Linked DNA regions of Homo sapiens: regions 2, 3 and 4 are each linked to region 1. Evidence: chromatin contacts called from ENCODE Hi-C or POLR2A ChIA-PET data. All regions are on one chromosome and are shown on one strand. The core of a region is the stretch at or near the end of the contact, and the rest is flanking DNA. Distances in the headings are between cores, read along the strand shown. Region 1 holds the start of RMDN3 (regulator of microtubule dynamics 3). Region 2 holds the start of CHP1 (calcineurin like EF-hand protein 1). Region 3 holds the start of DISP2 (dispatched RND transporter family member 2). Region 4 holds the start of INO80-AS1 (INO80 antisense RNA 1).

The links. A loop is a pair of places that touch in the nucleus more often than their neighbours do. ChIA-PET counts read pairs that join two places held with the same protein, here RNA polymerase II (POLR2A). Pooled maps may share reads with other maps.
Region 2: a map of ascending aorta shows a loop between it and region 1 (4-fold over the local background). The contact joins the promoter of CHP1 here to the promoter of RMDN3 in region 1. A Hi-C loop is called at or near these places in 2 of 168 maps with a recorded cell type or tissue (ascending aorta and naive thymus-derived CD4-positive, alpha-beta T cell), 3 of 37 single-sample maps with no recorded cell type and 13 of 50 pooled maps. POLR2A ChIA-PET finds 5 or more read pairs at or near these places in 4 of 52 experiments (AG04450, GM12878, MCF 10A and 1 more).
Region 3: a pooled map shows a loop between it and region 1 (4-fold over the local background). The contact joins the promoter of DISP2 here to the promoter of RMDN3 in region 1. A Hi-C loop is called at or near these places in 4 of 50 pooled maps. POLR2A ChIA-PET finds 5 or more read pairs at or near these places in 2 of 52 experiments (B cell and WTC11).
Region 4: a map of gastrocnemius medialis shows a loop between it and region 1 (2.2-fold over the local background). The contact joins the promoter of INO80-AS1 here to the promoter of RMDN3 in region 1. A Hi-C loop is called at or near these places in 1 of 168 maps with a recorded cell type or tissue (gastrocnemius medialis) and 3 of 50 pooled maps. POLR2A ChIA-PET finds 5 or more read pairs at or near these places in 5 of 52 experiments (A673, IMR-90, OCI-LY7 and 1 more).

Annotation. Positions count from the first base shown.
Region 1 is chr15:40,753,588-40,756,762 of GRCh38, forward strand. RMDN3 (regulator of microtubule dynamics 3) reads right to left here and starts at 1,667. Exons shown (of 13, transcript NM_018145.3): 1 at 1,496-1,667; 2 at 1,010-1,203. The coding sequence starts at 1,196. RefSeq lists a silencer at 1,058-1,272 and enhancers at 1,388-1,597, 1,808-1,927, 2,018-2,127.
Region 2 is chr15:41,229,675-41,232,849 of GRCh38, forward strand. CHP1 (calcineurin like EF-hand protein 1) reads left to right here and starts at 1,594. Exons shown (of 7, transcript NM_007236.5): 1 at 1,594-1,775. The coding sequence starts at 1,709. EXD1 (exonuclease 3'-5' domain containing 1) reads right to left here and starts at 1,083. Exons shown (of 12, transcript NM_001286441.2): 1 at 805-1,083. RefSeq lists a silencer at 1,108-1,167 and enhancers at 1,288-1,357, 1,378-1,437.
Region 3 is chr15:40,356,545-40,359,719 of GRCh38, forward strand. DISP2 (dispatched RND transporter family member 2) reads left to right here and starts at 1,675. Exons shown (of 8, transcript NM_033510.3): 1 at 1,675-1,896. The coding sequence starts at 1,778. RefSeq lists a silencer at 1,596-1,855.
Region 4 is chr15:41,015,334-41,018,508 of GRCh38, forward strand. INO80-AS1 (INO80 antisense RNA 1) reads left to right here and starts at 1,467. Exons shown (of 5, transcript NR_170322.1): 1 at 1,467-1,502; 2 at 3,169-3,175. It overlaps INO80 (INO80 complex ATPase subunit), which reads right to left. Exons shown (of 36, transcript NM_017553.3): 27 at 755-882.

The DNA of each region.
Region 1 (3,175 bases), core at 417-2,916:
GAACCAGCCCTAGATCCTTTGCTCAAATGAATTGACAAATCTGCAAGAACTACTCATTTCAGCTGTACAGGCTGCCAGCCACATTCAGCTTCAATTGCATTAAGCGTGCTCCTAGCCCTATGCCGTAGAAAGTCCACTGGACCAGGTGACCAGGCCCAACCTTGCCACTTAATCTGTGACAGCCTCAGGAAAGTTATACCATCTTTTTGAATCTTGGTTTCCTCATAGGAGGGATAAAAAGAAAAAAAAACTTGAATGAGATAGTTGCCAAGTTGTCTTGATAGTTGCCAAGTTGTCTTCAAATTCTAATATATGATTTAATACATAAGCCTCAAGACTTTTAATCCCTACAAGATTATTCTTTTTGCCCTCTTTTGGACTCTTCCTCTACTTATTACACACCTCACCCAACACTAAGCAAGTGCCTTTAATACCCACATAGCACTATTGTGGCCAGAACTAAAAGTGAAAGTTAAACAGTCTTTTTGAAATATACTTTCTTGTGAGTACAGGCGAAAGAGTAGAGAAAACCACGACTGCTTTTTTTTTTTTTTTTTTTTTGAGACAGAGTCCCACTCTGTCACCCAGGCTGGAGTGCAGTGGCGCAACCTCAGCTCACTGCGGCCTCCGCCTACCAGGTTCAAGCGATTCTCGTGCCTCAGCCTCCCCAGTAGCTGGGACTACAGGCCGCGCCACCACGCCCGGCTAATTTTTGTATTTTTAGTAGAGATGGGGTTTCACCATGTTGACATCTGGTTGAACGTTGGCCAGGCTGGTCTTGAACTCCTGACCTCAGGTGATCCGCCCGCCTCGGCCTCCCAAAGTGCTGGGATTACAGGCGTGAGCCACCGCGCCCAGCCCGACGACTGCTTTTTCAACAAGCTTCCAAAAAAGTGAAACCCTAAAGCACTTCTCTCCGTTACCCTGTCCCACAGTCTCCACCGAAAGCAGCCCAGACCTCAGGCCCATTAGTCTGCAGTGACCGCGGTCTCAGGAGACGGGCTCCTACCGTGGCGTCCGGGATCTGAAGTCTGCGTATAGTCCAGGGAGTTGGGCAGGCTCTGGCTGCGGCCATGACGCTGGGTCCGTTTCCATCGCTGGCTGTAAAGGAGGCACAGGAATCCAAGGCCGGCGGCGGTACCCAGCAACAGTCCCAGCCCGGCACGGGCACCACCCAGGGCTCCCAGTCTAGACATGCTGCACCTGCGGCCAGCAGAAGTCACCGGGAGCAGGCAGGCGGGCGGGCGGGCGGGGGTAAGGAGAGAGAGAGATTCGTGAACCCGGTAAACCCACCCTCAAGGCTGAACCCCGGCAGGTATCCCCTTGCCCAAACCCTGAGCTCTCGACTACGTGCACCCCAGTCTGAACCCTAAGGCTTCCTCCAGCCTCCTGGGCCCCACTGCCTCTCTTCTCACCCAGCCTGGACGTAGCCGCCCCTCCAGTACACCCCCCGACCCGGGTCACAGAGTCCGGCTTCTGGGCCTTCAACCCCCACCTCAGCCTCACGACACTGCAGACCACAAACCCGGCGCCCTGGCTGCAAACTCCTGGCCTTCCGCCGCGGCCCCCGAAGGCGCTCTGGCCTGGCAGGAGATCCACTCAGACCCTTACCCGGCCGCCAGCCACCATGGCAGCAGCCGCCGCGGGCTCACGCTGTCAGTGACCGTGACGTCAGGCAGGCGGCGCCAGGTGCTCGGCGCCCTGCGGGAAGGCGCAGAGAGATGACCGCGCCGGCCCCGCCCCTTGTCTGTTTCCCTCAGGGGCGGGGCCACGGGCGCCGCCGGAGGGGCGGAGTCAGCACAGAGCGCGAAAGGAAAGCAAGAAGGGGCCCAAGACAGGGGAAAGGCGGGAAGGCAGGGAGACTTCTTGGGCGGACGCTCGCGCAGTCACCCTCACCGTCCGGCAGCCAGGCCTCCATTTCCCTCCGGTCACACCGGCTTAACTTGCTGCTCCCGGAATACGCTCAGCATATTCACACTTTCTACCTGCGCTTCTGCCTGGACCTCCCCTCTGTACCTGGAAAACGTCACGCTCTCCCCACATTTTATTTTTATTTTTATTTTGTAGAGACTGGGTCCCGCTCTCCTGGTCTCTCAAAGTGCGATCCGCCCGCCTCGGGCTCCCAAAGTGCGTGAGCCGCCGCACCCGGCCATAAATCTTAAACCTAACGTGCTGTCTTATAATTCTGTTTTACTCTTGTAATTGTATGCAACTTCTTATAATTGTGGCAACTAAAAAGACCGATTTTATGGACTATGATAACAATTTTATTGTGAACATTTCTTAAGAGTTAAAATTTAGTTTAGTGAAAGAAATATCTAGGCCAGTCCTCCCAATACCCTTGACTAGATCTTATATTTATTTACCCTTTAATTGTGAGATATTGTATACATATAAGAATACAGGAGGCCGGCCGTGGTGGCACGTGACTGTAGTCACAGATACTCTGGGGGCTGAGATGGGAGGATCACTTGAGCCCAGGTCGTCGAGGCTGCAGTGAGCCATGATCACTCTGGGCAACAGAAGTCAGGATATCGAGGCCACCCAGGCCAACCTGGCGAAACTCCGTCTCTACTAAAAGTACAAAAATTAGCTGGGCATGGTGGTGCACGCCTGTAATCCCAGCTACTCGGGAGGCTGAGGCAGGAGAATTGCTTGAACCCAGGAGGCAGAGGTTGCAGTGAGCCGAGATCTCGCCACTGTACTCCAGCTTGGGCAACAGAGTGAGGCCTCCTCTCAAAACAAATAAACAAAAACAACAACAACAAAAAATATATTTATATATATATAAAGTATATATATATATATACACTTTATTTTGGAGGAAATAAAAATTTCCTCTGGAAACCTTCCCAGATCACCACCTTGGTGAAATTAAGCTTTTCACCCTGCTTTGCTCCTGTGGCTCTATTGCCTCCATTATACTTTTTTTTTTTTTTTAGACGGAGTTTCGCTCTTTTCGCCCATGCTGGAATGCAGTGGTGCGATCTCGGCTCACTGCAACCTCCTCCCCCGCCCCTGGGTTCAAGCAATTCTCCTGCCTCAGCCTCCGGAGTAGCTGGAATTACAGGCTTGCACCCCCACGCCTGGCTACTTTTTGTATTTTCAGTAGATACCGGATTTCTACATGTTGGTCAGGCTGGTCTCGAACTCCTCACCTCAAGTAATCTGCTTG
Region 2 (3,175 bases), core at 344-2,843, 480 kb after region 1:
GGAGAATCGCTTGAACCCGGGAGGCGGAAGTTTCGGTGAGCTGAGATGGCGCCTTTGCACTTCAGCCTGGGCAGAAGAGCAAAAACTCCGTCTCAAACAACAACAACAACAACAAACAAACAAAACTCTAGTTCTTCAAACTAGAACCTCAGCTTGCAGGGAACGTGTGGGGCCTCAGGCTAAGCTGTAAAGCCTTAGGTAACACTTAAAACTAGTAACTTAAGTTGACCTGGGAAAGCCTGCTACGACAAAAATATCCTGGTACTTGGGTACTAACAGCAGTCAGAATTCGGTTCTTCCTTATCTTATACGTGTTCTAACCAAACAGGTGTGAAGGGGTAAGGCAGGTGAAGCAGTAAGAACTGGTTCACCTGAGAGTAGGCACTAATTTAACGGGTGGCTTTTACCTTTTTTTTTTTTTTTTTTTGAGACGGAGTCTTGCTCTGTCACCCAGGCTGGAGAGCAATGCCGCGATCTCGGCTCACTGCAACCTCCGCCTCCCGGGTTCAAGCGATTCTCCTGCCTCAGCCTCCCGAGTAGCTGGGATTACAGGCACGCGGCACCACACCCGGATAATTTTGTATTTTTATTAGAGATGGGGTTTCTCCATATTGGTCAGGCTGGTCTCGAACTCACGACCTCAGGTGTTCTGCCCACCTCGGCCTCCCAAAGTGCTGGGATTACAGGCGTGAGCCACCGTGCCAGGCCTACCTTTTTAATCAAAACAAACAATACACCATGAGAATAAAATGCAAAATTTCTCATTTTTAAGACAAAATAAGGAACTTCAAATAAATGGCGGACCATAAGCTAGGAATTCACTGTCCTCCATCGTTAGGGCTTTTTCCTCCGAAGGAAGTTTGGGAAATCTGGATCCTAATTTCAGCCAAGTGGTGCGTTCCTCGAACTTCAGTCTAGAACTAAAAGAAGAGGGGCTGCAATGAAGGAAGAAGTCTCGGGACGCTCCACGCCACCCGGCGGCGGTTATCAAATCACAGGCTGAAAACCTGGAGAAAGGTCCGCGACGCCGGGGACACACGCCGCAGAGGCGACGCCCGCCCGGCCCAACGTCCAGTCTCGTCTGTTTCCCGAGGAGCCAATCAGCACGCGGCCCCGAGGCCGGCTCCCCAGCGCCCCCTGCGGCCGGGAGGAGGACGGCAGCCAGGAAAGATGAAGAGCGCGTGCAGTCCCCGAAGGGTACACCCTAGGGTTCCCCCCCACGCGAAGTTTCTCTCCGCAATCCGTGCCACCTATCGAGTAGGATTCCTAGTGTTCGATTCCTGTGAGAAAAGGTAGACTACGCTGCCTGTCGCAGGTTAGTTTGTTGTAAAACTGTTGGTCAATGACGTTGCCCTTTTAATTGCGTCGTTAGCGACCGAGTGGCATCGCCCCTTTAAGGCCGGTGGCAGCTGCGGTTCCGGGGGCGGGGTCCGTCTTCAGCAGGACTTGGGCTGGAGCTGGGCTGATTCATTCGGGGCTGGAACTCGAACGCTGACGTTGGCTCCTGAGCCGGGCGCTGCCTCGCGCCTGATTGGCGGGTCCTCGGGGCCGCCCTCCCCAGCGCACCACCCCTGGGTTCCCTCCCGGGTCCGCAGTGGAAACACTGCCCTCTCCCTTCTTGACCCCTAGCCCTTCCTTCCCTCCCTCCTTCCCTCCTGTCGCCGTCTCTTCTGGCGCCGCTGCTCCCGGAGGAGCTCCCGGCACGGCGATGGGTTCTCGGGCCTCCACGTTACTGCGGGACGAAGAGCTCGAGGAGATCAAGAAGGAGACCGGCTGTGAGTTCGGGTTGGGGGTGGGAACGCCGGGCGCCTCAGGCTGGCCTCACAACCAAGGGCGGCTGTCGCTAAGGTCTGGAGCTCGGGTGCCTGTGAGGTTGGGGGGTCCTGGGCAGCCTCCAGGTTTGGGGACCGAGAGCTGGAAGACCTGTTCTTCCAGCTGCAGCTTCCTGGAGCGGGGCTCTAGCTACTGTGGGGCTGTCCTTCCCTTCAAAATCGGGACTCTTGATCACTCGTAGAGCGTCGACGCCCCCCTTTTCTGCACCCTGCCCATCAAAGTCCCCGAACTCCTTTCCTTTCTGTTGCCTCGCACCACCCTTCCCTATGAAGAGGCATCCTGAACAGTAGGTAAAGCCCGAGAAGCAAATTCAGGAACTCGAGATGGATTCTGTAGAAAATCCGTTTCTGGGTAAGGACCTAAAACCTCTGACAACTATGGGAAATTACAAACAAGTTCTTGTCACAAATTGGGAAAACCACCCAGAAAGCAAGACCGTGTAGTAAGGCTTTGGGAGACATGACCCGATGCCTGGAGACCTTTAAACAATCAGGGGTCTGGGATTGTGAGACTTCTTTCAATCTGAACTTCTAGAGAAAAAACACGGATACTGTGACCACCAGTTTTTTACTTACACGACGATACTTGCTGTCCTAATCTCATATATGTATTGATTTCTACTATGCTGGTGTACTTTTTTATTCGCTATTGAAATTGGATGTGCTCCAAAAATCTCCGTGTGAATTTGTACTAGGAACTGATTTTTTTTTTTTTTTTTTTTGAAACGGAGTCTCCCTCTGTCAACCAGGCTGGAGTGCAGTGGCGTGATCTCGGCACACTGCAACTTCCGCCTCCCAGGTTCAAGCAGTTCTCCTGCCTCAGCCTCCCAGGTAGCTGGGAGTACAGGTGCCTGCCACCACGCTTGGCTAATTTTTGTATTTTTGGTAGAGATGGGGTTTCACTATGTTGGCCCGGCTGGCCTCGAACTCCTGACCTCAAGTGATCCACCCACCTCGGCCTCCCAAAGTGCTGGGATTACAGGTGTGAGCCACCGTGCCCTGCAGAACTGATTTTTTTTTTTATAGTCCAGTCTCTTCCTCATTAGTCTGAACAAAGGAGCAAAAGGACTCGGGATTCTGAAGCGCTGTAAAATACCATCATAACTTTGAATAGTCCTTGATAATGCAATGTATGATACAATTGTATTGATGCATACAATATTTTATCTTTTCAGTAAACCTTTATGATTCTTATTGAGTTAATGAAGGATGTAGCACCTGAGCTCTGTCTCTTCATCATACTTGTCTTTGATAATGACATGACCAGTAACTCACTCCGGCCCATATGCAGATAGTACTGAGGAGTGCTATGGGGAACTACAGAATTTTTCAGGCCTGTTTAA
Region 3 (3,175 bases), core at 425-2,924, 400 kb before region 1:
CATGGTGCTCACTATAAATGGCTGTGTAAGGTCACCTCTCCTTTCCTTTTCACTCCTGTGCCCTCCCATCGAGGAACTTCAAGTGTGGCCTCATTACCTCTATGCCATCCTGTACATCCAGATCTGGTGGGCCTTCCAAGGTTGCAGCTTGCATGCCTCACTCTACAGACCAGAAGCCTCCCTCCAATCCAGATGGTTTCTCACCATTCCCTTAAAATACACTGAACTTTCCAGCCCCCTTACCTTTGTTTGCACAGGTAAGGAAGAATGCCCCCACCCCAGGTCAGGAAGGCCTTCCCTCTCTCCTACCTCCACATTTCAAAGCCCACCCTTTCTTCCAAGCCAGCTGAAGCCCCACCATCTCCAAGAAGCCTTCTCTAAGGCCTATTAGGAAGAAAGAGGTCCTTCCTTTTTGCATACTGTCCCCTTCTCAACCACCTCATGGGCCTCACCATATCTTGCCTATTGGCAGCAATTTATGGGCTGGCCCTTTATCTCTCCAACCAAACTATAAGCTATTCAGGGCAGACCCAACACTTCTACACCTCTAGATTCTTCCACCCCATTTCTTATGACCTGTGTCTTACACGGACTGGCATTGGCACACATTTTAGGGATACCTATAGTCCAAGTGTTCCTGACTCTCTCCTCAGCCCCATGTCTTCAACCAAGGCCTCTCCCTGCACAAGTAACCAGGCCCTGAACAGCCTGCTTGCTGTAAAACCCTTTCTGCCTAGTCAAATCCCACATCCAGGATCCTCTCCACTCCCAGCCCCCCAGGCTTCTCACACTGCCAATATCTATTCTAGTTCTAGACCCCTTAGCCAGGCCTGTCCACAGTCCATCATACCCAAATGTGCTCTACTCACAGCTACTCCCTGGTGGGGGAGGTGGCACTGGAGTCAGTGGCTATTGGGCACCTCCCAGTGCCCTGGAGTCAGTGGCTATTGGGCACCTCCCAGGCTGAGGTGGGGTGGGGGGGCAGCGGTGACTATAAAAAAGGATCTGGGATCACTCAATATACCCTTATAACAAACCTGCACATGTGCCCCTGAATCAAAAATTAACCTTAGCTTACTGTGATTTGTTTGCTTTATAAACCTTTTAAATTTTAAAAAAGAAAGAGAAGGAGCTGGGGATGATCTGAGCGCCTCTCTTCTTCCCCCACCTCCTTCACCAGACTGCGCACTTGAGTAACGGAGTCAGGGCTCCGCATCTAAGGGGTGCACACCCAGGTCCAAGTCGAAGTCCAGAAGGATGGGAAGAAAGACCCAACCTGATGCCTCGCCCCACTGGGGAGGGGAGGAGGGCGCTGAGCGAGCCGGGAACCTCGCAGGCCTGAAGCCGCCCGCCTCGACCCGGGGCGTCCAGCGTGGTGAAGTGCGGGCGTGGAGCTCGCCCTCTATCCGGCTGGAAGGGTCTGCGTTTTGATTTGTGAGGATCTCTGCATGTGTCGCGCTCTCTGGTTCCTTACGGGAAGGCCGAGGCCGCTAGGAAGGGTTGCACGGCCGGACTCCTAACAGCGGCTCTCTGGCCTGGCGGGAGCAGAGGGGCGCTCACATCCGCAGCCCCGGGATCTTAGAGACAGAGCGCTCCGCTCCGGCAGCGGCGCCGCGCCCATTGGCTGGGCTCCTCCTCGCCCCGCCCAGCGACCGGCCCGCTCAGAGCCTACGCATGCGCACGAGCACCCCGCCGCCGCTGCCGCCGCCACCGCCGCCGCCGCCGCCGCCGCCGCGGCTTCAGCACCAGCGCCCGGACAGCGGTGCCGCCCACGGGCATGGACGGTGACAGCAGCAGCAGCAGCGGCGGCAGCGGTCCGGCTCCCGGCCCGGGTCCGGAAGGGGAGCAACGGCCCGAGGGGGAGCCCTTGGCCCCAGACGGCGGCTCCCCGGACAGGTAGGGCGGACAGCTCCGCAGATCCGTATCACAGACCCTCCCAGACCCTCCCCGCCCCAGGTATCCCCAGTAGCCGCCATATGTTGCCCCATTCATTCCCCAGACCCTCCCGGAGCCCCTTCCCGGGGTCGCCAAGCTCCAGGCCCCCCTCGCCACGCCCTCATCCTGCCGGGTCAATTTCCTCGCTCCCTGACACCCCCTAGTGTCAGCCCCCATCGCCCTCCCCGCTTAGGGAACCTGCCCCACCCACGGCTCCTACCCCTCCTCTCAGGCCAGGACTCCCTGGCTCCTCCGGCCCCTCCTTCTAGGCCCTGCCCCTGCGTCTTCTCCGGAAGCCCCAAGCCCGCAGTAACCTCAGTCCGGGTTTCAGCGTGCCAGTGTGCATGAAGGTGTGCGTGAATCGCGGATGGGAGGCTCGCCAAGGCGGGTGTCCTGGGGAAGGCAGACATTCGGCAGGCACGTCAGGGACTGTCTTTGTCACCATCAGTCGCTTGCCTGCCCTGCATGACCCCCAGCTGTGCACGTGTGGGTTCCAGTCCCTGCATGTGGCAGCCACACTGGCTGGAGCCGCTAAGATGGGAAGGATTTGGTGCTCAGGCTGCTGGCCTGTACCACCCCTGGAGGAGCCCCATACTGGTGGGACAGGAGGGACACCTTCCTGCTGAGGGCCCAGATCTCAGCACCTCTCTTCTCCCTTCCTCCACCATATGTGTGAGGGAACAGCCCAGCTAGGTAGCAATATGGCGCAATTTCTGTGCCCTGCCTGGCTCTGCCGCCCCCAGAATCCCTCCTCTGACATGACACTGCCTCTTTCCTGCCTGGACTGAAATAAAAGGCATTCCTTGATAGCAATAGCAGAAGTGGACACATCGTCTCCAGAATACCCCAGTTAAAATGTACATTCTGTACCCCAGAGGGGGAGAAAGCCCCACAAGTAGAGAGAAATGCTTTCTTCCCTTTATTGTTAACACATTAGCCTGGATAGATTTAGCCACTCTTCAGTCTGAAAGTCACAAAGCCTTCAAGAAGGTGAGACACAGGATGGGTGTATTCACCAGTCCAGGGACCTGCCTGGGACTATGGCCTGATCAAAGATGGGGCAGTGACAGGACAGAGCGAGGACCTGGGGCCAGAAGCATCCCTAGAAGGGGCAGGAGAGTCATTTGCTGTCTCAGATATCTTGCCAAGGATCAGCCATGTCCAGTCTCATTTCCCCTGGGCACAGGATCCACTTGCTCTCTTCCAGAAACTCCCTGGGGCCTCTGGCCCCTCTCTGGAC
Region 4 (3,175 bases), core at 217-2,716, 260 kb after region 1:
TCCATATTTTTTTAAAGCTTCTCAGGTGATTGCGATATGTAGTCAAGTTGAGAATCACTATATTAACTCAGGTTGAATAGCTGTTCTCTGCTTTTTTACGCAGAGAACTAATCCTAAATCTTGTTTTCCATACATAATTTTAGATTCCTAGGCTGTGACCTACTTTAAAATTAAGAAATGTCTTCCCTAGTAAAAGGATGTAAGGGGTGTTCTATTTCACTGGTGTAGGGCAGGGGGCAGAAGTCCTTCACATACTCCCCATGCCAGGAGCTAACTCTGCTCCCTTTATAGATTGTAAAATCAAAAAAAGGAGTTTTGGGGGCTGCGTGTGGTGGCTCATGCCTGTAATCCCAACTCTTTGAGAGGCTGAGGTGGGTGGATCACTTGAGGCCAGGAGTTCAAGACCAGCCTGGCTAACATGGCGAAACCCCATCTCTACTTAAAAAAAAAAAAAAAAAAAAAAAAGAGCTGAGTGTGGTGGTGCACGCCTGTAATCCCAGCTACTCGGGAGACTGGAGCAGAAGAATTCCTTGAACCTGGAAGGCAGAGGTTGCAGAGCCGAGATCGCATCACTGCACTCCAGCCTGGGTGATAGAGTGAGACTCTGTCTCAAAAAAAAAAAAAAAGGAAAAAGAAAAAAGACAAAAGGGAGTTTTGGGGCTCCCATTAAGCAGGACTAACATTAGTCATGGACATCTGATTCCTACAAATTAAATGTCAAGGTATCCTAGGTCCCCAAGATTCCCTCTCCTACCTCCAGTAGGTCTATCATCCTGGTCATCTGGGAGTAGATAAGGACCCTATGCCCTTGAGACTTGAGCCGAGTCAGCAGGACATCAAGGGCATACAGCTTTCCACTGTCAGTGATGAGGCTCTCCTTGCCTGGGGAGAAGAAAAGGGGGTGAGGGGGAACTGTATTTAATTGAAGCGACAAAATCACTCAATGCAAAGCTGTATGCAACCACAATCACTAAAACCAAGATGCTTGTCATCATGAGATCAGAAAAGTGCTCTAAAGGGAGAATGCAACGCCCTGAAAATATCACGACTCCAGGAGTGCCCTGGGAAAAAACATCCCCAAAGGGGGAAGTGCAGATTCCCTGATCACTCCCAATCAGACATGTGCTCTTAAGGCACTTAAAAGCATCCCTGCTCCACATCCTTACTCAGAGGACACCAGGTATACATGGACATCTATGGGTGACATCTATGTCAATCTGCTGTTAAGTGACCTGAAAATTTTGTTTTTTCTTTGTTCATCCTATCTCTAGATATCTGTTTCTGCTAGTTCTGAAAGCATTGAGAACGTATCCTACCTGCCTTTGGAGAAAAGTAAACAAAGAGATTTATAACCTCTCTCTTTTTTTTCCCTTTTTCAAGACAGGGTTCCACTCTGTCACCCAGGCTGGAATGCAGCAGCGCAATGACAGCTCATGGCAGCCTCGACCTCCTGGGCTCAAGTGATCCTCCCATCTCAGCCTCCTGAGTAGCTTGGACTACAAGTGAGCTATCACACCCAGTTAATTTTGTTTCTCTTTTTTTGTAGAAACAGGGTATTGCCATATTGCCTAGGCTGGTCTTGAACTCCTGGGCTCAAGGGATCCTCCCAGCTCAGCCTCCTAAAGTGCTGAGCCATGGTACCCAGCCCCCCTACCCTTTTTTTTTTTTAAACCCAAAACTAGCTCTCTTGGAGGACTGCAAATAGGTTGACTGGTAAATGTCGTTAACCCTAGTTGTATGTTAATTCAATAAAGAAAGCAGGGCTTTTCAGAAAGACTGACTTTGAGTTTCTCTGCAGTGAAGCTCCTCTCACTCACTAACTTGTGCTTTCTCTTTCCTCTTCTCACAAGAAAAGCATTTCAGCAACAGATCTTTAAAGAACACTTAACTCACAAATTTTCATCTTATCCAGTTAGTATCATTTAACTCCTATCATATTCAGGAAGTAGAGTTTCCTGTTTGCAGACTGGTCCATAAACATGCCCTGAACAATTGCTGTCATTAAGAGGGGAAGAGTTTAGGTTTAAGGGGTTGGGTAAGAGTATATGTGGAAGTGGCCATAGGACACAAAAAGGGAGAGAGAAAGAATGGAGATATTATATAGACAACTAACAACTAAAAGAAAAACACAATGTTCCTCCTCAGTTTCTGGGTTTGAACCTATGGCTTTTCTTCAGAACCACAGTCTGACCGTTGACAGCAATCCAAAAGTTCTCAACAGTCATTCTCTGTTCTTGCCACAATTTGCCAAATGCACAATTATTGTATACAAGGAACAAGAACGGATGTGCTGACAGCACCATAACAAATCATCAGCCACTCTGTTTTTGCTACAAAGCCACAGGTCCTGGCTGTTTACTCCCTCTGCACTGCAGCCTGCCATTTCCCACCTTCAGAATGCTGCCAGGCCATGTCTCCTTCCACCACCCGCTCCCTGAAGCTGTGGCACACACCTTTGTTCAGTCTCTTTGTTTGGTCCTGTTTAGATTATTGAAATGCTCTTCTTTTTGTTGGTCTCCTTACCAACACAATCAAATGACTGCAGCTGGGACAGAATTGACTGCTAAGCCCTCTCCCTGGCACCAGACAAGGAGTACTGTATAAATTCCAAGTCTGAGCAGGCAGCAAAGCTTTCATAACAACTTTTAAGGTTTTATTCTTACCACAATTACCCTTCTCCAGTAATTGAATTCCCTAAGGTCTCTCAATTTTGATAGCTCCTAAACATTCACCACAGAGCTACCAATCAGCTTTAGACATACTTCTTTCCGTTCTCATTAAAAGCACAAGGTGAAAAAAAAAAAGACCACATATTTTTCAGCCCTTGAGTGAGGGTGGGCAAGCTAAGTTCGTAAGATTTCTGTAGCCTGCTTATCTTCTTTCTCCATTTAGATATACTCTCTTAGCACAAATGTTAATGCATATAAAAATTTGTTTTATGTCTGAATTTTGAGAAACTTCAATTATTTCAAAATCATGATTCAATGGTTTTCAAACAGTCCTGCCTCCCACATCTACTTTACTTTGCTAATCAGAATGAACTGTTCCTAGGATTAGAAAAGCTCAGAAATAAAGATGTGCATATACTTATAAAGACAGAACTCTAACATGACTAAAGGAGGCAAGAAGTGGTACCTGCTGTCAGCTTGTTATCTTGTTATTGTGTAGGTGGGGA